4 separate regions of the Homo sapiens genome follow, and regions 1, 2 and 4 are each linked to region 3. A link is a loop called in an ENCODE intact Hi-C map of the cell type or tissue named here. Cell type or tissue: heart right ventricle. All regions are shown on one strand. Region 1 holds the start of MRI1 (methylthioribose-1-phosphate isomerase 1). Region 2 holds the start of C19orf53 (chromosome 19 open reading frame 53). Region 3 holds the start of MISP3 (MISP family member 3). Region 4 has its middle 92 kb from the start of CACNA1A.

What was found. Hi-C counts contacts between places; a loop is a spot of excess contacts. Peaks named below come from ENCODE experiments on the same cell type or tissue, not always from the same donor. Only the 100,000 strongest peaks of a DNase experiment are listed, where the experiment ranks them.
Region 1: a loop joins it to region 3, with 2.6 times the contacts of the local background. A loop is called at or near these places in 16 of 110 quality-filtered maps.
Region 2: a loop joins it to region 3, with 3 times the contacts of the local background. A loop is called at or near these places in 26 of 110 quality-filtered maps.
Region 4: a loop joins it to region 3, with 9 times the contacts of the local background. A loop is called at or near these places in 23 of 110 quality-filtered maps.

Annotation. Positions count from the first base shown.
Region 1 is chr19:13,761,405-13,766,404 of GRCh38, reverse strand. YJU2B (YJU2 splicing factor homolog B) reads right to left here. Exons shown (of 10, transcript NM_030818.4): 9 at 3,968-4,106; 10 at 3,116-3,815. The coding sequence ends at 3,337. It overlaps MRI1 (methylthioribose-1-phosphate isomerase 1), which reads right to left and starts at 1,883. Exons shown (of 6, transcript NM_001031727.4): 1 at 1,685-1,883; 2 at 1,296-1,534; 3 at 276-451. The coding sequence starts at 1,816. RefSeq lists enhancers at 57-686, 3,156-3,672 and a silencer at 1,464-1,513. In heart right ventricle, no CTCF peak of the experiment used is centred here; a DNase peak (open chromatin) is centred at 1,884; H3K4me3 peaks cover 2,673 bases; H3K27ac peaks cover 2,268 bases.
Region 2 is chr19:13,771,536-13,776,535 of GRCh38, reverse strand. MRI1 (methylthioribose-1-phosphate isomerase 1) reads right to left here. Exons shown (of 6, transcript NM_001031727.4): 6 at 2,254-4,415. The coding sequence ends at 4,255. It overlaps C19orf53 (chromosome 19 open reading frame 53), which reads right to left and starts at 2,080. Exons shown (of 3, transcript NM_014047.3): 1 at 1,962-2,080; 2 at 1,829-1,884. The coding sequence starts at 2,058. RefSeq lists enhancers at 1,015-1,543, 1,544-2,073, 2,050-2,249, 2,320-2,389. In heart right ventricle, no CTCF peak of the experiment used is centred here; a DNase peak (open chromatin) is centred at 2,105; H3K4me3 peaks cover 2,298 bases; H3K27ac peaks cover 2,365 bases.
Region 3 is chr19:14,072,510-14,077,509 of GRCh38, reverse strand. MISP3 (MISP family member 3) reads right to left here and starts at 4,724. Exons shown (of 3, transcript NM_001291291.2): 1 at 3,633-4,724; 2 at 3,047-3,120; 3 at 2,448-2,804. The coding sequence starts at 4,200. The coding sequence ends at 2,787. MIR1199 (microRNA 1199) reads right to left here and starts at 4,149; the gene lies at 4,031-4,149. RefSeq lists silencers at 2,098-2,333, 3,756-4,165, 4,736-4,905 and an enhancer at 3,048-3,568. In heart right ventricle, CTCF peaks have their summits at 2,252 (motif pointing right) and 4,027; DNase peaks (open chromatin) are centred at 2,249, 3,879, 4,333, 4,725 and 2 weaker places; H3K4me3 peaks cover 3,368 bases; H3K27ac peaks cover 3,604 bases.
Region 4 is chr19:13,595,734-13,600,733 of GRCh38, reverse strand. No RefSeq gene overlaps it. Among named protein-coding and RNA genes, the nearest start is that of CACNA1A, 92 kb to the right of the region's middle. RefSeq lists an enhancer at 2,745-3,039. In heart right ventricle, a CTCF peak has its summit at 2,910 (motif pointing left); a DNase peak (open chromatin) is centred at 2,879; H3K27me3 peaks cover 2,620 bases.

The sequences.
Region 1 (5,000 bases), 310 kb after region 3:
TCATGATTTGGACCCTAACAGCCGCCTGCCAGCCCATGGAACCTGAAGATGAAGGAGGGCAGAGCTGAAGCACAGAGATAGATAGGTCCTGATGCTACTGGTTGAGCCCCTTGATCTTGCCATACCTGAAGCCAACTGTATAAGTGTTTCCGTACTAGAACTAGTACCTTCCCATTTTTTTTGTGGATAAAGTGGTTTGGGTTTGGGATTCTTTCTCTTGTATCTAAAAAAGTTCCTAGAAGGCCCTCCCCTACCCCCTGAGGAGGCCCTCTCACCTAGGGCTGTACCATAGCCAGCGGTGGCCAGAGCACCAGTGTTACAGTGGGTCAGCACAGTCACCTTGCCACCGCTGGGGGCCACCCGCTCCAGGAGGTGGCGGGCTCCTAGGTCCCCAATGCTTCGGTTGTCTCTGAGGTCTTTCTCCAGCATGTCCTCGGTGCAGCAGATCACTCTGGGGTGACAAGGAGTTTTCAGCACCAGCCACCAGGACCCGGGGCCCAGGCCAACGCCTCCTCTCTGCCTAACGCTGCTGTCCTGGAGCCCTCCTGCTCAAAGCCTCTCATTGCTGTGGGGCCTGGACCCTTCGGCCAGGGCCACCGAAGTGTCACTCCGTTCATTCATGCAAAGACATGTTTACCAAGCAGTTCCGGTATGACCCAGCAGTAAACAAGACAAAAATCTCTGCTCCTGTGGAGTTGACACTGGGGTGAGTGAGCCAGCTGATGAAGAGATAATAAAATGAAGGAAAAGCCGGCAGAATCAGGCAACAGAGAGCAGCGGGTGAGCTGGATCATATAGAATGGTGGAGGAGGGCGCTATGGATACCTGGCCCGCACCAATGGCACGTGCAAAGGCTGTAAGGCAGGCTCGAGCTTGGTGGGGTAAAGTGACATTGCAGGGAGGGCTGGAGCAGAAAGGAAGTGGGGGGAAAAAGATGGCAGGAAGGGGACCAGGACAGGAAAAAAAGTTCCTCAAAAGCAGAAACCAAGAGAACACGGAGATACTAAAAAGGGCCTCCAAGGGCGGATAAGGGGCTGCGTGTATTCAGGGGAGGCACGATTAAGGAGTTAGGTTTCAGGGCCAGGCTGCCCAGGCTAGACTCTGGGCCCCATCTGTGGGGCCCTGGACAAGGGACTTAAGGTCGCCGTGCCTCAGTCTCCCCATCTGTGGGGCCCTGGACAAGGGACTTAAGGTCGCCGTGCCTCAGTTTCCCCATCTGTATAGTGGGTCACTGTACTTAAAAAGAGTCAATATAATTCCTGCTCAGCGCCGTGCCTGGTACCAGATCCCCGTACCTCTCCCGGACCGCCTCTTCCGTAGCGCCCTCCCGTTCGGCCTCCCGGGCTGCAACATCAGCCAGGTCGCGGGCGGCGCGGGCCATGTTGACAGCGGTGGGCCGGGCGGTGACGAGGAAGCTCAGCTTGTCGCGCACGAAGGCCACGAGCGCGGCGAGTCCCGGTCCCCCGGCGCCCGCCTGCAGCTCCACGGCGAGGCTGAGACAGCCCACCAGGGCTATGGCCGGGGCGCCCCGCACCTGCGGGGCAGGGATTTGGGCGTCGGAAGCTGCAGGCGCGGGCGCACTCCCACCTCCAACCCGGCCGCCCCGCCGCCCCGCCGCCCCGCCGCCCCGCCGCCCCGCCGCCCCGCCGCCCCGCCGCCCCGCCGCCCCGCCGCCCCGCTGCACCTTCATGGCGCGGATGGCCTCCCAGGCCTGGTGCACCGAGCCCACCGCCTCGTAGCGGCTCTGCTTGGGCAGCAGCAGCTGGTCTAGGATCTGCAGGGAGCCCCGCGAGTAGCGGATCGCCTCCAGGGTCATGGTGCAGCAGCCAAGCCCAGCGCAACTCAGAGGGAGCTAGGGGTCCGCGCGCACTTGGGAGCGGGGCGGGGCCGTGGGCGGAGCCTCCCCCGGAAAAAGAGACACGCACATGCGCATCCAACCCGATTCCACGGGTTCCCAGGAGGCGGATTCCACGGGTTCCCAGGAGGCGGATTCCACGGGTTCCCAGGAGGCGGATTCCACGGGTTCCCAGGAGGCGGATTCCACGGGTTCCCAGGAGGCGGATTCCACGGGTTCCCAGGACGCGGATTCCACGGGTTCCCAGGACGCGGATTCCACGTGGCCGAACCCACTCCACGACTCCTGCCAAGCCCGAACGGAGTGAGCCGCCTCCTCGGAACCACAAAAGTGGCAGCATTTATGGGACGCCTAGTGGATACCAGGCCCCGTGTTTAACAACCTGCTGTCTAGAGTTAGGGATGTATCCCCAGTGGCAAGGTAACATCAAGTGTTCAAACCAAAGAATTTGTTAAATGATCTTCCAAGGTTGAGGGGGAGGTAGTGGGGGGTCGTGTGCCCCTTGATGGATGCAAGGCTGTTTCTGGGCCATTTTCTGCTCGGTTTCATTCAAAAGTAACATGCAGGACAGGCGCTGTGGCTCACGCCTGGAATCCCAGCATTTTGGGAGGCCGAGTCGGGCAGATCACTTGAGGTCAGGAGTTCGAGACCAGCCTGGCCAACATGGTGAAACCCAGTCTCTACTAAAAATACAAAAAATTAGCTGGGCGTGGTGGCGCACACCCGTAGTCCCAGCTGCTCGGGAGGCTGAGGCAGAAGAATCACTTGAACCCAGGAGGCAGAGGTTGCAGTGAGCCGAGATCGCGCCACTGCACTCCAGCCTGGGTGACAGAGCAAGACTCGGTCTCAAAAACAAAACAAAAAAACCCCAAAAGTAACATGCACGGGGGGCTTTTCCATGGGCCACCCCTGGGCTGGGTATAATAAAAAGCTCACACCTGTGTGCTCCAGCCCCTGCTGCATCTGGCACACATCCTGGGTACCCCGTGTGCCTTGTCCCTGGCCTTGTGTGTGTGGTTCCTGGCCCCCTTTTCACCCTTCACACTTGGCCCATGCCTCCTCCTCCAGGAAGTCTGTCCTGATTCCTGGCCAACCGGGACCACCACCTTGAGACTCTTGTTACTCTGGAAGGGGACCATGTCTGTGGTCACAGCTATGACCCTATACCAGCATTTGCTGATGAGAGGCCTACCAAGCTTGGTCAAGGTGGGGGGGTGGGGGGGCAGCCCCAGGGTCCATCTAACAACCCAAGACAGGGAAGAAGAGACAGGTCTTTAATGTACGGAGTCTCACAAGGCACAAACACCCTCACCAGGACCAAATAAATAACTCCACGGTTGCAGGAAGGCGCGGTCTGGGGAGGATGCGGCATCTGAGCTCTCCCAGGGCTGGTGGGCGAGCCGGGGGTCTGCAGTCTGTGAGGGGCCTCCTGGGTGTGTCCGGGCCTCTAGAGCGGGTCCAGTCTCCAGGATGGGGATCGCTCACTCACTCTCCGAGTCGGAGTAGTCCGCCACGAGGGAGGAGCCGAGACTGCAGGGGTGCCGCGTGTCGGGGGTGTCAGCTGCCTCCTGGGAGGAGCCTGCTGGCGACAGGGGCTTGTCCTGACGGCTCCCTTCCTGCCCCCTCGGGCTGCTGCACTTGGGGGTCTCAGTTGTTTCCGGAGGACAGTCTCCGGGGGACATGGGCCGGTCCTGGGCAGCCTCCTCTGGTACCCGCGGTTCCCCAGACTTGGGGGTGTCGGCCGCATGCTGGGGGCTCTCCGGGACGTCCCGAGACCTCCGCCGCACGATGCCCAGGTCCCCGACGGTGATGGGGGAGGTGGCAAGCGCGGTTCTGCGGCTCTGTGCCAGCTTCTTCAGGACGCCGCTGACCTTGCTGCTGGAGGCGGATCCGGGGGCAGAGGGGAACCAGGAGCGGCTGATGATCTCGGTCCGCTTGAGTTTCTGCTTGTCCTCGTAGGCTAGAGGAGAGGAGAGGACATTTCAGGGGCGGCAGGGGAGGGGGTCCAGAACTGCCCTCTGGTAGACCAGAGTCCACTCATGGCTGAGGACCCCCCATCTCCAGGCAACTCTGAGCCTCCCTGTCCCCTTTTCCCCCTGGCCTCCTACGCACAGTCCAGGGTGTGGAACTTCAGCAGAGCCGCCAGCTTGCGGTCATCTTCCGTCTCGGGCACCAGCGGGATGGTCAGGCTCGCCTTGGCCTGCAAGGCCTGGTCTCTCTCCTCCTCCTCCTGGATGGCTTTTTTCTTTTCCTGTGTTGAGGGCCAAGAACACCAGAGATAGGGGGTGTCAAAGCCCTGTCTCTTCTGTGTACTAGGGGGCACTGCTCCAACTCTCGGGGTCTCATTTACTCTTTTTGAGACAGTTTCATTCTGTCGCCCAGACTGGAGTGCAGTGGCACAATCATAGCTCACTGCAGCCTCGAACTCCTGGGCTCAAGCGATTCTCTCATGTCAGCCTCCCAAGTATCCAGTACTACAGATGTGCACCACCACGCCCAGCTAATTAAAACATTTATTTTTGTAGAGACTGGGCCTGGTAGTTCATGTCTGTAATCCCAGCACTTTGGGAGGCTGAGGCGGGTGGATCCCTTGAGGCCAGTAGTTTGAGACCAGCTTGGCCATCAAGGCAAAATCCTGTCTCTATTAAAAATATAAAAATTAGCCAGGCATGGTGGCATGCGCCTATGGTCCTAGCTACTTGGGAGGCTGAGGCATGAAAATCACTTCAACCGGGGAGGTGGAGGTTGCGGTGGGCTGAGATCGTTGTCACTGCACTCCAGCCAGGGCGAAAGGGGGGAGACTGTTTCAAAAAAAAAAAAAAATTTTTTTTTGTAGAGATGGGGTCTCACTATGTTGCCCAGGCTGGTCTCCAACTCATGGCCTCAAACAATCCTCCCACCTGAGCCTCCCAAAGCACTGGGATTACAGGTGTGAGCCACCACGCACGGCCTCATCCCACAAATATTTCTGGGATACCCACCTTGTGCTAGGCTTTGTTCTGGACACTCGGCATACAGTGGCAGGCAGGGAAAAACCCTTGCCCTGGTGGAGCTGGCCTCTAGTGGTGAGACAGTGATAAGGAGAAAAAAAATGCAGGACAGGTGGGTAGGGGATGGGCTGGGCGGTTCCATTTATTTTTTAATT
Region 2 (5,000 bases), 300 kb after region 3:
CCTTGTGGCTGAGTGAGGACTGGACCTTTTTCCTGGGTGAGGTGGAAGCCATGGAGGATTCTGAGCCAAGGAGGGAGGGAACCGACTCAGGTGCTCATGGGCACCCTCTGGCTTCTGTGAGAGGACCAGGTGGGATCCAGGAGACAAGGGAGAAGGTGGCTGCACTGGTCCCGGTGGGAAATGATGTGGGTGGGACCAGGTAGGGGCCAAGAAGATGGGAGGCGGGTGGATTCTGGATTGATTCTAAGGGCAAAATAGGGGCGAGCACAGTGGCTCATGCCTGTAATCCCAGCACTTTGGGAGGCCGAGGCGGGTAGATCATGAGGTCAGGAGTTCGAGACCAGCCTGGCCAACATAGTGAAACCCCATCTCTACTAAAATTACAAAAAAAAAAAAAAAAAAAAAAAAAAATTAGCCCGGTGTGGTGGTGCAGGCCTGTAATCCCAGTTACTCGGGAGGCTGAGGGAGGAAAATCGCTTGAACCCAGGAGGCAGAGGTTGCACCTAAGCCAAGATCACTCAACTGCACTCCAGCCTGGGCGACAGAGCGAGACTCCATCTCAAAAAAACAAAACAAAACAAATGGGATGAGACCGGGATGTGAGAGAAAGGAGGGATTCAAGGATGACCTATGGCATCTGGAAGGAAGTGATCACAGGGGGAGGAGGGCAGAATGGGAAGGGAGGATCAGGAATTTGGTTTTGGACATGCTGAGTGCAAGGTGACCATGAGATTCCCCACTCCACGGAGGTAAGCGGGCCAGTGGGTACCCAGTTCTGAGAAAACCGACACTCTGGGGTGACGAAACAATTTGCTCAAGATCACAGGGCTGTTTACTGTGGAGTACAATTCAAACCCAGGTTTGACTCCCACCAAAACCAGTTTTAAATCTCCTTCCAACTTCTTTACAAGCTCAACCTTACCCATCTACATATAAATGTTGCACTTAAAAACAACCATAGGGTGGCTCACGCCTGTAATCCCAGCATTTTGGGAGGCAGAGGCGGGAGGATGCCTTGAGGCCAGGAGTTCAAGACCAGCCCGAGCAGCATAGTGAAACCTGTCTCTACCAAAAATACAAAAAAAATAAAATTAGCCGCGTATTGGCGAGCACCTGCAATTCTACCTACTCGAGAGGCTGAGACGGAAAGATTGCCTAAGTCCAGGAGGCTGAGGCTGCAGTGAGCTATAATGGGGCCACTGCACTCCAGCCTGGGCAACAGTGAGACCCTGACTCAAAAAAAAATGACGATAACCAACGCACCCTCACACTTCTTTGAGCCCTCTGCTGTTCTAGGTTTACAAAGCTGGGCTTTCAATTCCCTTCCCATGTCACCTCGCTGTCTTCCTGAGTTCAATTAAAGAAAACAGTAACAGCAAGAGGCTGACGTTATTGGAACCCTTTTTGGGCCGCAGGTCTTGCTTCTACGAGGCCCTTTTGAAGTGGTAAGTGGTGTTCCTGCACCCCTTGCACAAGGAAGAAAAGGGAGGCCCACAGAGCTGGGAGTCCTCCAGGCCTCATCCCTTGCCCTTTGCCGATCCCTGTGCTCCTTCCCTCGCCGGCCTCCAGATTTCATCTCTCGTCCCTAGCACGTCCCCCAGCCCCTATCCCTCGCCAGCTTCCACCTCTTACCCCTCTCTGCGCCCCGGGCTCCATCCTTCGCTCCTAACGCGGCCCCTGGCTCTATCCCCTCGCTCCTAGCTCGTCCCCAGGATCCACCCTCTCCCCTCACTGATCCCCGGGCTCCACCCATCCCCCCTCGCCGTCCTCCGGGTTCCACCCCTCGCTACTCGCCGCCCTCCGGGCTCCATCTCTCGCCCCCGCACACCTTCTTGAGCTTTTGCTGCTGCACGACGCGCGCCTTCTTGGGAGCGATAACACGACCTGGGGAAAGATGTGCTCACGTGAGGCCGGGAAGCCGGGGGTCCACCTCGCCCCCAAGTCCCCGGGCCGCTCCTTACCGCCTTTTCTTGGGCCCCGATTCTTTTCAGAGGCTGCCGCTGCCGTCTTACTCTTTGCGGGTTTGTGCGCCTGAAACTTGCGCTGCCCCTGCGCCATGGTCCGGCACGCAGCGGAAGAGGCGGGACTGTGAGCAGTCGTAGCCGGAAGGCACAGGGAACCATGGGATACAGCGGGGCGGAAAAACGCAAGAACTCACGGGATACAACGTGGCACAGAGTTAAAGAGACAGCATCCCACAAGGGTAGTGTAGTGGATCACAGTTGGAGTTTTCAAACATTACGAACAAAACGGTGACAATGATAAGCTAACGTTTATTGAGAGCTTATGTGTTTTAGAAAACTTACAACGTTTTATGATCTTTACACATAAAAACTCAGACTAGGTTAGGGTGTGGCACTCACCTCTGGTACAGAATTTAAGAAGGTTCAAAAACTTTGGTAATAGTAAACAATATTTTCAAGACTTAAAAAATATTTTAATATCCAAAATAATCAAATTGTTAAACTACATCCTGCAGACCGGCAGCATAATTTTGTAAATAAAGTTTTAGTGGAACCAGGGTGTTGAGGTCAGTAAGCTCAAGGCACAAGTGCGGGGTTCTAGCCTCTTCAAAATTTTATTTAGGCCGGGCACGGTGGCTCACGCTTGTAATCCCAGCACTTTCGGAGGCCGCGGGGCGCGGATCACCCGAGGTCAGGAGTTGGAGACCAGCCACGACTAACATGGTGTCTCCAATAAAAATACAAAAATTAGCCAGGCATAGTGCCAGGCTCCTGTAATCCCAGCTACTCGGGAGGCTGAGGCAGGAGAGTCGCTTGAACCCAGAAGGCGGAGGTTGCAGTGAGCTGAGATGGCACCACTGTACTCCAGCCTGGGCGACAGAGCGAGACCCCGTCTCAAACAAATACTTGTTTTGTTCATCATGGATTTTTTTTTTTTTTTAAAGAGATGGGGTCTCACTCTGTTGCTTAGGGTGAAGTGCAGTAGTGCAATCAAAGCACACTGCATCCTTGAACTCCTGGGCTCAAGCCATCCTCCCACTTCAGCCTGAGTAGCTGGGGCTAGAGGTGTGAGTTCCATGCCCAGCTCATTGTTTTTAAATTTTTGTTTGTAGAGACAAGCTCTTCCTATGTTACCCAAACTGGTCTCAAACACCTGGGCTCAAGGGATCCTCCCAAAGTGCTGGAATTACAGGCATGAGCCACCAAGCCTGGCCTCATCATGGATTTTTGCATTAATTTTGATTTTTAAAAAATACTGCTGTAAGGTCAGGCACAGTGGCTCATGCCTGTAGTCCCAGCACTTTGGGAGGCTGAGGCAGGGGGATCATTTGAGTCAGGAGTTCGAGACCAGCCTGGCCAACATGGTGAAATCATGTCTCTACTAAAAATAGAAAAATTAGCTGGGCATGGTGGCGCATGCCTGTAATCCCAGCTACTCAGGAGGCTGTGGCAGGAGAATCGCTTGAACCGGGGAGGCACAGGTTTCAGTGAGCTGAGATCTCGCCTCTACATTCCAGCCTGGGTAACGAGTGATACTTGATCTCAAAAAAAAAAAACCCAAAACAAAATATTGCTTTAAAATATTTTTTATCTTGGTTGCTGAGCTTTTTTGGTGTCCTCTTAAAATTCTGCCCTGGAGATGTCACCCTAGCTCCAGCCCTGACCTTAAGAGGGAGGTACTAGTATTATCCACATTTATTTTTTATTTTTTTAATTAAATAATTAATTAATTATATTTATTTTTGAGACGGAGTCTCGCTCTGTTGCCCAGGCTGGAGTGCAGTGGCGCTATCTCGGCTCACTGCAAGCTCTGCCTCCCAGTTTCACGCCATTCTCCTGCCTCAGCCTCCCAAGTAGCTGGGACTGCAGGTGCCCACCACCACACCCGGCTAATTTTTTGTATTTTTAGTAGAGATGGGGTTTCACCATGTTAGCCAGGATGGTCTCAATCTCCTGATCTTGTGATCCACCTGCCTCGGCCTCCCAAAGTGCTGGGATTACAGGTGTGAGCCACTGCGCCCGGCCTGTTATCCACATTTTATAAATGAGGAAACCAAGGCACAGAGAGGTGAAGTGACTTGCCCAAGATCATACAGTGGGAAAAGTGGCGGAGTCAGGATTTGAATCTGGGCAGCCTGGCTCTAGGTGCTGGGCTCTAGATGGAAGGCCCTGTCTGAGCTCCCTGCACTAGGAACAAGTGTGGTCAGGGGCTGGACGGTCAGCTTTTGGGTAGCCATTCAAGAAATGTATTGAAAAACCTAGAGAGGCAGGCTAGGGAGAGCTGAGTTGGTTACATCTGGGGTCCATCTAGGGTTCCATCCCTGGAAGAGATGGTGGTGGTTAGGGCTGTCCGGAGCTCCTCAGGGGCAAAGACCCCCAGTTCTGTGATGATGCCACCAGTGATGAGGTCGTGGGGGGTGACATCGAAGGCAGGATTCCAAACTCCAATCCCTGCAGGGGAGAGAGGGGAGGCAAGGAGGCAAGAATTTGCTTCTGTGAAAGTTCTCAGGTTGTAGTCATCTGTTTCTACCACAGTGGTTCTTGGAGTTGGGGAGTCCTTGAGAACCTGAGGATTCTCACCCCAAAAGTACATGCAGGCATGGACATTGTACTCAATAGTAAGTTTAGACTCGCCACTGCCCCTAGAATGTCAGTCCCCAAGAAAAATTCAAAGTCCTATACACATCTATGCCACTTATTTTTTTATTTTTTGTGAGATGTAGTTTTGCTCTTGTTGCCCAGGCTGGAGTGCAATGGCACGATCTTGGTTCACTGCAACCTCCACCTCCCAGGTTTCAAGCAATTCTCCTGCCTCAGCCTCCCGAGTAGCTGGGATTACAGGCATGCACCACCATGCCCAGCCAGTATTTTTAGTAGAGACGAGGTTTTTCCATGTTGGTCAGGCTGGTCTCAAACTCCCGACCTCAGGTGATCTGCCCGCCTCGGCCTCCCAAAGTGCTGGGATTACAGGCGTGAGCCACCGCACCTGGCCCATCCCACTTATTTTTTTAGTTTTATTTTTAATTATTATTATTA
Region 3 (5,000 bases):
AGGATGGGGTCAGCTGATGAGCCCTTCATGGGCTGAGCTGCTCTTGGGTGCAGCCTTGTATCAGCATGACCTCTCTGTATTTTATGCATATGGATTTCACTAGACATTTGATGCCCCTATACAAGAGACAGAGTTGGACAGAGCCAAGAATTTGTTTTTGTTTAAGACAGAGTTTCGCTCTGTCACCCAGGCTGGAGTGCAGTGACACGATCTCAAGAGCCAAGAGTTGAAACAGCGATTCTAAAATGTTCCTGGGTTGGGTGTGGTGGTTCACACCTGTAGTCCCAGCTACTCAGGAGGCTGAGGCAGGAGGATCACTTGAGCCCAGGAGATCAAGGTTACAGTAAGCTGTGATCATGCCACTGCACTGCAGCCTGCGTGACAGAACAAGACTTGTCTCCAAAATTGAAAACATTTTTAAATTTAAACTTCCTGGGTCTCCCCTTTTCTGGTCTTAGTGAATTTTTTTTTTTTCTTAGGTTACAGATCTCACTCTCACCCAGGCTGGAGTGCAGTGGTTCAATCATAGCTCACTGTAGCCTCAACCTCCCAGGCTCAGGCGATCTCCTGCTAAGCTTCCAGAGTAGCTGGGACCACAGGCACATGCCACCACACCCGGTTAATTTTTTGTAGAGATGGGGTGGGGCAGTGTCTCGCTATGTTGCCCAAGCTGGTCTTGAACTCCTGGGATCAAGCAATCCTCCTGCCTTGGCCTCCCAAAGTGCTAGAATTACAGGCATGAGTCACCATGTCTGGTCCTCAGTGCACTTCTTTTTTTTTTTTTTAATATGGAGTCTTGTTCTGTCACCCAGGCTAGAGTGCAGTGGTGCAATCTCGGGTCATTGCAACCTCCACCTCCCGGGTTCACGCCATTCTCCTGCCTCAGCCTCCTGAGTAGCTGGGACTACAGGCACCCACCACCACGCCCGGCTAATTTTTTTTTTTTTTTTTGTATTTTTAGTAGAGATGGGGTTTCACCATATTAGCCAGGATGGTCTTGATCTCCTGACCTCGTGATCCACCTGCTTTGGCCTCCCAAAGTGCTGGGATTACAGGCGTGAGCCACCGCGCCAGGCCCTCAGTGCACTTCTAAGACACTGTAAAAATAGTCCCAGAATGTTAACTGTGCAGATACAGTTTTAGAGACAATTTAGGGTGTTCACCCACCCTCTTGAACCCCCATCCAGGGGAGAGAAATTAACCAGAGCTTGCAAATTGACAGCCACAGGCCCTATTGCAAACAGTTGTTGCTTGCCAACTTCCTTCCTTCCTCTCCTCCCGCACAACTTTAAAAGTTTTTTCTAGGCAGGGCGCCTAGAAAAAACTGGGAGGCTGAGGCCGGCAGATCACTTGAGGCCAGGAGTTCAAGACCAGCCTGGACAACATGGTGAAAACCCATCTCTACTAAAAATACAATAAATTAGCCGGTGTGGTGATGTGCACCTGTAATTCCAGCTACTCGGGAGGCTTAGGCAGGAGAATTGCTTGAGCCCAGGAGGCAAAGGTTGTAGTGAGCTGAGATCGCACCACTGCACTCCAGCCTGGGTGACAGAGCAAAACTGTCTCAAAAAAAAAAAAAAGTTTTTCCTAAATAGTCACAATCATAAAAATGCAGATTTCTCTCTTAAAAGCCAGGTTTCAGTTGCCTTTTTTATTTTTTTGAGGCAGAGTCTCACTGTGTCACCCAGGCTGGAGTGCAGTGGCCCGTTCTTGGCTCACTGCAACCTCCGCCTCCTGGGTTCAAGTGATTCTCATGCCTCAGCCTCCTGAGTAGCTGGATTACAGACATGCACCACCACGCCCGGCTAATATTTTGTATTTTTAGTAGAGACGGGGTTTCACCGTGTTGGCCAGGCTCGTCTCCAATTCCTGGCCTCAACTGATCCACCCACGTCGGCCTCCCAAAGTGCTGGGATTACAGGCGTGAGCCACCGCGCCCGGCCACGGATGCTTTTGGAAAGCAGAAACTCTTGACCCAACACCACGAATGAGCACGTCTCATAGTGAGGACCCATGAGGTCAAGAAGAACGGTGATCATTAGGAACTAATAATGTTGAGAAGCCTGAACCCTCACCACCTCTTTTTTTTAGTAGCTATTGTTTACGTTCCCAGGGTAGGAACAGCCTCTTATCACCACTGTCTAGCCAGTGCCCAGCGCAGGGCACATCGTTGGCACCAATAAATGTTGACGAGGAAGCCTGGAAACGAGAGGGTGTGAACTCGGTAAGCGCGCCACATTTTGCGCCCGGGCCGCCAGGGGGCGGTAGGACCTGGGCCAGGCCGTGTCTGGCCGTGCCGGGGGAGGCGGGCAGCCCCAGAGCAGGGCGGTAAGGGCGCATTCCCGCATTCCGGCCCGCACCTCTTGGGGTTTTCTCGGGCCTCCCTCGGCCCGCCGTGCTCCCGCCCCACCCCAGACGAAGAGGACCCAGAAAAAAACAGGCTGCAGTGCCCTGAAAGAAGAGGCTTTATTGGGGGTGGGGGGAGTGGGGCAATCGAGGCGGTAACTCCGGCCCTCTTAACAGTCAAGGGAGAGGGTAGTTCAGTTTGCAATTAGGCAGAGAAGGGCTGGGCAGTTTCACTGGCGGAGTTGTGGGTGGTGGTCAGTTTCCCAATGGGGGACTGTAAGTTTTATAGAGGGGGCTGGTCAATTTCACAAAGGCAAGTCGATTTCATCTTCCCCAATGCAGAGAGCCGACCCTTCTCCAGGCCTAATGCTAGACGCCCCCCGCCCTGTTCCTCTGACGCGTACGTTACTTCCGGCCGGGGGTCCCAGCCTTTTCAAACCTCAAGGTTTGCGCTCCTCCTGGGGACAGAGGACCAGAAGGAAGGCCGGCCTCAGGGACCTGCGCACTGCATCCAGGCTCGGGGTGGCGGTTTGGGCCTCAAGACCACCGTCTCCTCTTCACCCCGGGGATGCGTCCCAGACTGAGTTCTGACCAGAGTGGCCCTCCAGGGAGGATGCACTTTTCCCCACCAAGCGTCCTGGCACCGGAGGGGTGGGGGGACCGACAAGCGCTAGAGGCACACGGGTAAGGGGGCTCCCACCTGCTCCAGGCCGTTCTCCGAGACCTTTCTGCGGGGGGGCCAGATCACCACCAACTTTCCGTCGCCCCTGCTCGCTGCGGGGGAAGGGGCGCTCAGCTCACCAGCTGGCGGCAGCCAGGATGAAAGGCCGGCCGCACCCCTTAAACACACACAGGCGTTCACCCTCCGCCTCCCCATGAAAGCCTCCATTCAACTCCAGGCACCCAGGAACCCGAGGGAGGAGGGAGGTGAACCCAGAATGGAGAAGCAGGAGCCCGAAAATTCAGAGGGAGGACCCAGGAGTGCCAGAACCCAGTCAGGGTTCCCTGGAACCCGACAAAAAGGAAGACATCTGGAATGCCCCCACCCCCGCGCAGCCTGGGTGGTGTGGATCAGAGAGTCCATCACTCCCGGTGGAGGGGTGGATCACAGCGAGTAATGGAGCTCCAGAAGGGGTAGGCAAGAGACAAAATTGAGAGGGGGTCTGGGAGCTTGGAGGGAGAGACCCCGAGAATCGGAGGGCCACAGGAGGGGCCACTGAAGTTGGGCAATCGGTGGGGGCGGCTGGAACCCTGGGGGTCCCGGCGTTGCTACGCCCGCGGCTTACCGGTGAGGCTCGGCGTAGGCTCCTTGAACTCCGCGGTGCCATAGACGCTGCGCCGCTGGCGCTGCAGTTCCTGCTCGCGCTCGCGCACGGCGCGCACCTCCTGCTCCAGCAGTGACGGAGTGAAAGGCGGCGGGGCGCTGCCCAGCACCCGGCACCCGCCCTGCACGGCCGAGCGCGGCCGTCCCCCAGGCTCTGGCAGCCTCTGCGGGCCCGCGCCGTCCCCCGCCCCCGCCGAGGAGCCGCTCCCCGCCGCGGCCTCGAAGAAGCGCTTGAGTTCGCCCAGCGGCTGCGGCGGCGACCGGGCGCGCGGCTCGGGGACCGCGGGGCGCGCCAGCGCCGCCTGCCGGTGGGCCTCCCGCTCGATGTCCCGCTGCATCTGCGCGCCCGCCCGCGCCCGCTCCAGGGCGCGCGGGAGCGCGGGGCCAGGACCCGGCAGGTTGAGCACCGGCCGCACGCGCAGCTCGACGAGTTCACGGCCTGCGCGGCCCGGGCTCAGGCCCCGGCTCCGGCGCAGGCTCTCCTCGCGTTCGCAGCTGCGGCGGATTTCGCGCTCGATGGGCGTCTCCATGAACCGCTCCTCCGGGGGACGCTGGGGAGCCTCGGGGCACGGCGGAAAACGCAGGTGGGGGGCTTCCGAGCCTGACCTGGAGGAGGAGGTCTTAGGGCCTGGAGGGGGATGCTGCCCCTGGACCTCCGCCCTTTGCGCTTCGGACGGCCCAGGGTCGTCTCTGCCTGGCTCAGGACTCTCAAAGCCCGCAGCTGTGGACAGCCCGGGGCTCTCTGCGTCCTGCTCGACTGATGGCTCGAGGACTTCGCTCTCTTGCTCCAGGATCTCCACGTCCTTTGCGGAGGGCTTGGGGACCTCGGTGTTCAGCTCCGCAGCAGCTCTGGGGCTTCGCTGTCTGGCCCTGGGGACTCCTGGCCCTCCTCTTCAGACGACCCCAGGGTTTCGTTCTCCGGCCGGTGGGGGCCTTCGTGTCCAGGGTTGGAAGCAGTTCGGAAGCCTCAGTTCCCAACCGGGGTTTTGATTCCCAGAGCGAGGACAGAGGGCACTGTGAGGCACCTGTGGCGGCAGTGGCGGCCGTGGGTTCCAAGGCGTCGCCCGCACCGGCGGCTTCTCTGACCCGCCTCTGGCCTCCAGGAACGGCCCCCGGGGGCAGGGCCGGGCACCGCCCCCGGCACCTGCCAGGAGGACTCCCGCCCCGCCCTGGCCCCGCCCTCGGGACAGGGGCGCCTCGGTGGGGCACTCAGTTTCATCAACTAGCGCGCCCAGTCACCTCAGGGCACGGGACTTCTTGGAAGAGGGCTTCCCTAGACCCGGCCCCGCTCTCTGGGGGGCCATTCTGGGTGCTGGGTTCTACTGAGCGC
Region 4 (5,000 bases), 480 kb after region 3:
CTCCTGGGTTCAAGCGATTCTCCTGCCTCAGCCTCCTGAGCAGCTGGGATTACAGGCATGTGGATTACAGGCATGGGCCATCATGCTCGGCTAAATTTTTGTATTTTTAGTAGAGACAGGGCTTCACCATGTTGGCCAGGCTGGTCTCGAACCCCTCACCTCAGGTGATCTGGCTACCTCTGCCTCCCAAAGTGCTAGGATTACCTGGGGGAGCCACTGCACCCAGCCTTCCACGTGCGTTTAAAACTGCCTCTTGAACTCACCCTTTCAGCTTTCCAGAGCTCACAGGACCAAGGGACTGAGGGAGAGCCAACCCCCAGGCCCATGGTGGCTCATTTTGCAGAAGGAGACATAGAGATGCTGAGAAATCCAGCATCCCGCCCTCTGTGGCCGGCACCTGGGAGGTGGAGCGAGTGCCCGCGGCACAGCCTCATAGTGTTTTGCTCCATGGGGCACATATGTTGCCGGGCAGCTCCTAAGAACTGGCTTTCTGGGCCCTGAGTTGCCAAGGAACTACTAAATCCCGGCCAGCCTGGGCTGGGGTGTATTTTGACTTTCTGCGAAGGAGGGTGGGGCGGCCTCTCCTTGTCTTCTGAGTTCCCTTCTCCTTGCCCTCTGTGAGCTCTGTCTGCCTCTCCCTCACACTGGCCCTCTCTGTCTCCTCTTTCTTCTTCTAGTTTCCCCCTCACTGTGCTGGAGGGAGAAGACCCTGGGATTTCTGAGCGAGGCCCGTGGATGTTGAAGTCTTCCTGGGTCCCCGACTCCATGCTCTCGCGCCCCAGTTACTATGACGCCCTGCACAACCGCAGCTCGGGGCACGCCCAGCGCCCTGCAGGACACTCGGCCTCCCCGGCTCAGCATCTGCTTCGAGGGCCCCCCTCTGAGGCGGCGGGGCGGCGTGGTGGATCACCGAGATGTCATCTTGGCCCACCAGGCCCACAAAATCCACAGCACCCCCCAGGCCAGGAGGAAAGAATGGGAGTGAGTATGCCTGGGTGGTGGTGATCGGGGGGCGGTGCGGCTGTACCGGGGATCCCTTGGGGGTTAGGATGTTTTTGGCGAGCTTTTTCGGGGAGCAAATTCATGCAGCTGGAACATATTGATAAGGCTGTGCTGGCTTCTGAAATCTCAAAATCCTTCCCTGCTAACTGATCAATACTGGTTGCCTTATGCCCCCCGGACACCCCCATCCGGCTCTGTGAATCCCTGAGCTGCCCCAGGCTGAGGCAACAGAGATTAACCATGGATGGGGCAGCCAGGACCAGGCTCCCAGGATTGTGAGTGTCCACTCTGATGGGTTGGCAAATCTTTCTTTCTTTCTTTCTGGTTTTTTTTTTTGTTTTTTTTTTTTGAGACTGAATCTTGCTCTGTCACCCAGGCTGGAGTGCAGTGGCCCAATCTCGGCTCACTGCAAAGTCCGCCTCCTGGGTTCAAGAGATTCTTCTGCCTCAGCCTCCCAAGTAGCTGGGACCACAGGCACACGCCACTATGCCTGGCTAATTTTTGTATTTTTAGTAGAGACGGGGTTTCATCATATTGGTCAGGCTGGTCTCAAACTCCTGACCTCAAATGATCCACCCGCCTTGGCCTCCCAAAGTGCTAGAATTACAGGCGTGAGCCACTGCGCTCAGCCAGCAAATATTTCTGTTGAGATGGCTGAGAAATGCTGCTTTCTGGGGAAAAACGTGGGAATCCCATTTCTACTTCCAGTGTTGAGTTGAAATCTGCGGGTTTCAGGGCTGAAGACAGAAGTGTGTGAAGGCAGAGAGGGACCTAGATAGGGCTGGGAGTACGTGGTGGCTTCAGTTGAGTCTGGTTCTGGGTCCCCCTTTCTCTTTGTCAGTGACCCCAAAAGTGGGTCTTCTGGTGGGAGACACTGGGGGTGGAACTGGCTCTGTCATGTAGTTGCTGCTGGGCAATGTTGGATGAATGGCTTTCCTGAGCTGGGGTCTTGGCTGTTCGAGGGTTGAAGGTGGTTTGTGTGAAGGTTCAGTCTCAGGCCGGCCCCTACGCATCCTTTTCCACACAGTGGGGGAGCTACTGGGTTTTTTCTTTCCTTCCTCCCTCCTTCCCTCCCTCCCTCCCTCCCTCCCTTCCTTCCTTCCCTCCCTCCCTCCCTCCCTTCCTTCCTTCCTCTTTCTTTCCCTCCCTCTCTCCTTTCCCTCTTTTCTTTCATTTCCTTTTAAGACAGTGTCTCTCTTCTCTCTCTCCTCCTTCCTTCCTTTTTTCCTTCTTTCCTTTCTTCCTTCCTTCCTTTCCTTCCTTCCTTCCTTTTTGACAGGGTCTCTCCTTCCTTCCTTTTCTTTTTTCCTTCCTTCCTTCTTTTCTTTTTTCCTTCCTTCCTTCCTCTCTCTTTCTTTCTTTCTTTTTATTTCTTTCTCTTTTCTTTCTTTCCTTTTGAGACAGGGTCCCTTCCCTTCCCTTCCCTCTCTTCTTTTCTCTTTCCCTTTCCCCTTCCCCTTTACTTTCCTTTTCCTCAAAAGTTTTTTTTTTTTTTTGGCAAAGGCACAGGCCTAGGGTGGATTCCTGAGCAGACATCAGGAGTGTGGGATGAGAATATAAATATTATTTTGATTGGAGCTGAGGCTGATATGGATACTAATCAATTTAGGGGACCCCAAAATTTACTCTCTTACCCTCTTGATGCTCCCGACCTGACCCTGTGGGAAGCACCCTTCACCAGACACCCACCCTGGCCCCATTTTTCCATTTGCAGGAGAGGAAGTGGGGTTATAAATGCCATTTGAGTTGGGAGGGTGCTGGTGAGGGAGTGTGTAAATACAGGGTGCAATGCAAACTGTTTTATTAAAATGAGCCTTTGCTCATTTTGAATCAAAGAACTTCAGGATGGGGCCAGGGTGGTGCAAGCTTGGCCCCGAGGTGGTTTCCTGAGGTTAGTCTGACATCTACTGGCGTGTTTGAGCATCATTTAGGAAGGCATGTTGTGACTTCCCCACCACCTGCCACAAAACTGGGTTCCTCTTAACCTCCCCTCCATCCACTCATCTGTCCACTCACCCACCCACCACCCACCCATTTAAACTTCTAATTGTGCATGCATCCATCCATCCATCCGTCCATCACCCATCCATCTTTCTACCCATCAATCCATTCATCCACCTCCCTGTTCTTTCTCCCATCCATCCATTTTCCAGCCATCCAACCAACTTCCCATTCACCCACCTGTCCACACATCTATCCATCCACCCAACCCACCCACCCACTCACCCATTCTTCCATTCACCCATTCATCCATCCATTCTTCCATCCATTCTTCCATTCATTCTTCCGTCCATCCACCCACCTATCATCTTATATACCAATCTGTCCATCCACCCATCCATCATTCCATAAATAACCAGGAAAAGCACCTATTCCCTTTAACGTCTGCCTTGGTTTCTAGAACCCATAAAAGTTTCTTTAATTTATTTTCATTTTTACAAATTTTAATTAATTAATTAATTTTGGAGGCAGGGTCTTGCTCTGTCACCCAGGCTGGAGTGCAGTGGCCCTATCACGGCTCACTGCAACCTCTGCCTCCTGGGTTCAAACGATCCTCCCACCTCAGCCTTGCAAGTAGCTGGGACTACAGGTGCATGACACCATGCCCAGCTAATTAAAAACAATTTTTTTTGGTAAAGATGGGATCTTGCTATGTTGCTCAGGTTGGTCTCGAACTCGTGGGCTCAAGCGACCCTCTTGCCTTGGCCTCCCAAATTGCTGGGATTACAGGCATGAGTCACCATGCCTGGCCCAAAGCGTCCTTATAGCCATGATCTCCAAACTTCTGAACTCCTACCCCAGCCAGCAAAACAATTTTTGAGCACACTCATAGCTGAAATGCGTAGCCACGGCCCATGCATTTTTAGTTATATATAATTTATAAAAATATTTTGCTAAATGTGTTATATGCACTGTAAAATACACATAAAAATAAAAACGTGAAAAGGATGAGACATCAACAAGATATATATATTTCCAAATGGCTTAATAGTTTGATTTAATAGTACAACACGCTTCTACCCTTATGTTTTAGAAGTTTGCCTTCGCTTTTTGAATACCGTGCTCTGTGAGAGCTTTTTATTCTGAAGATGTTCCAATACACTAAAAGTAGGAAAAAGAGGTCAGTGAGACTTTCGTATCCATTAAAATTTAATAATTATCAGGATTGTGCCAGACTCACATCATAAATCCATATCCTCTTTCTGAGATGTTTAAAAGTAAATCCCTGACCTTATGTGATTTTTGCAAACTTCAGACTACATCTCTAAAGCACACAGACACATCTTAATCACATCACACTGACAATATTAATCATGATTTTTATATCTAATTTCTGGTCCACATTCAGATTTCCTTGCTCATCTTTTTACAGTTGAGTTTTTTGAATCAAGAAGGCTTGTGTGTTGCATTTCATCGTTTCTCTCTCTTTTTATTGTGGTAAAATACACACAACGTAAAATTGACCATTTTAACCATTTTTAAGCATACAGTTCAGTGGCATTAAGTAGATTCGCATTGTTGTGCAACCGTCACCACCATCCATCTCCAGAACGTTTTGTTTGTTTTGAGACAGAGTCTCGCTCTGTCTTCCAGGCTGGAGTGCAGTGGCATGATCTTGGCTCACTGCAACCTCCATCTCACGGATTCAAGGGATTCTCCTGCCTCAGCCTCCCGAGTAGCTGGGATTATAGGCGCCTGCTACCACGCCCAGCTAATTTTTGTATTTTTAGTAGAGATGGGATTTGGCCATGTTGGACAGGCTGGTATCGAACTCCTGACCTCAAGTGGTCAGCCCCGCTCAGCTCCCAAAGTGCCAAGATTACAGGCATGAGCCACCATGCCCGGCTGATCTCCAGAACTTTTTCATCACTCCAAACTGAAACTCTGTCTCCATGAAACACTCACTCCCCAGCCCCTGGCACCCATCATTCCACTTTCTGTCTCATGAATCTGATGACTCTGGGGACCTCATATAAGTAGAAACATACAGCATTTGT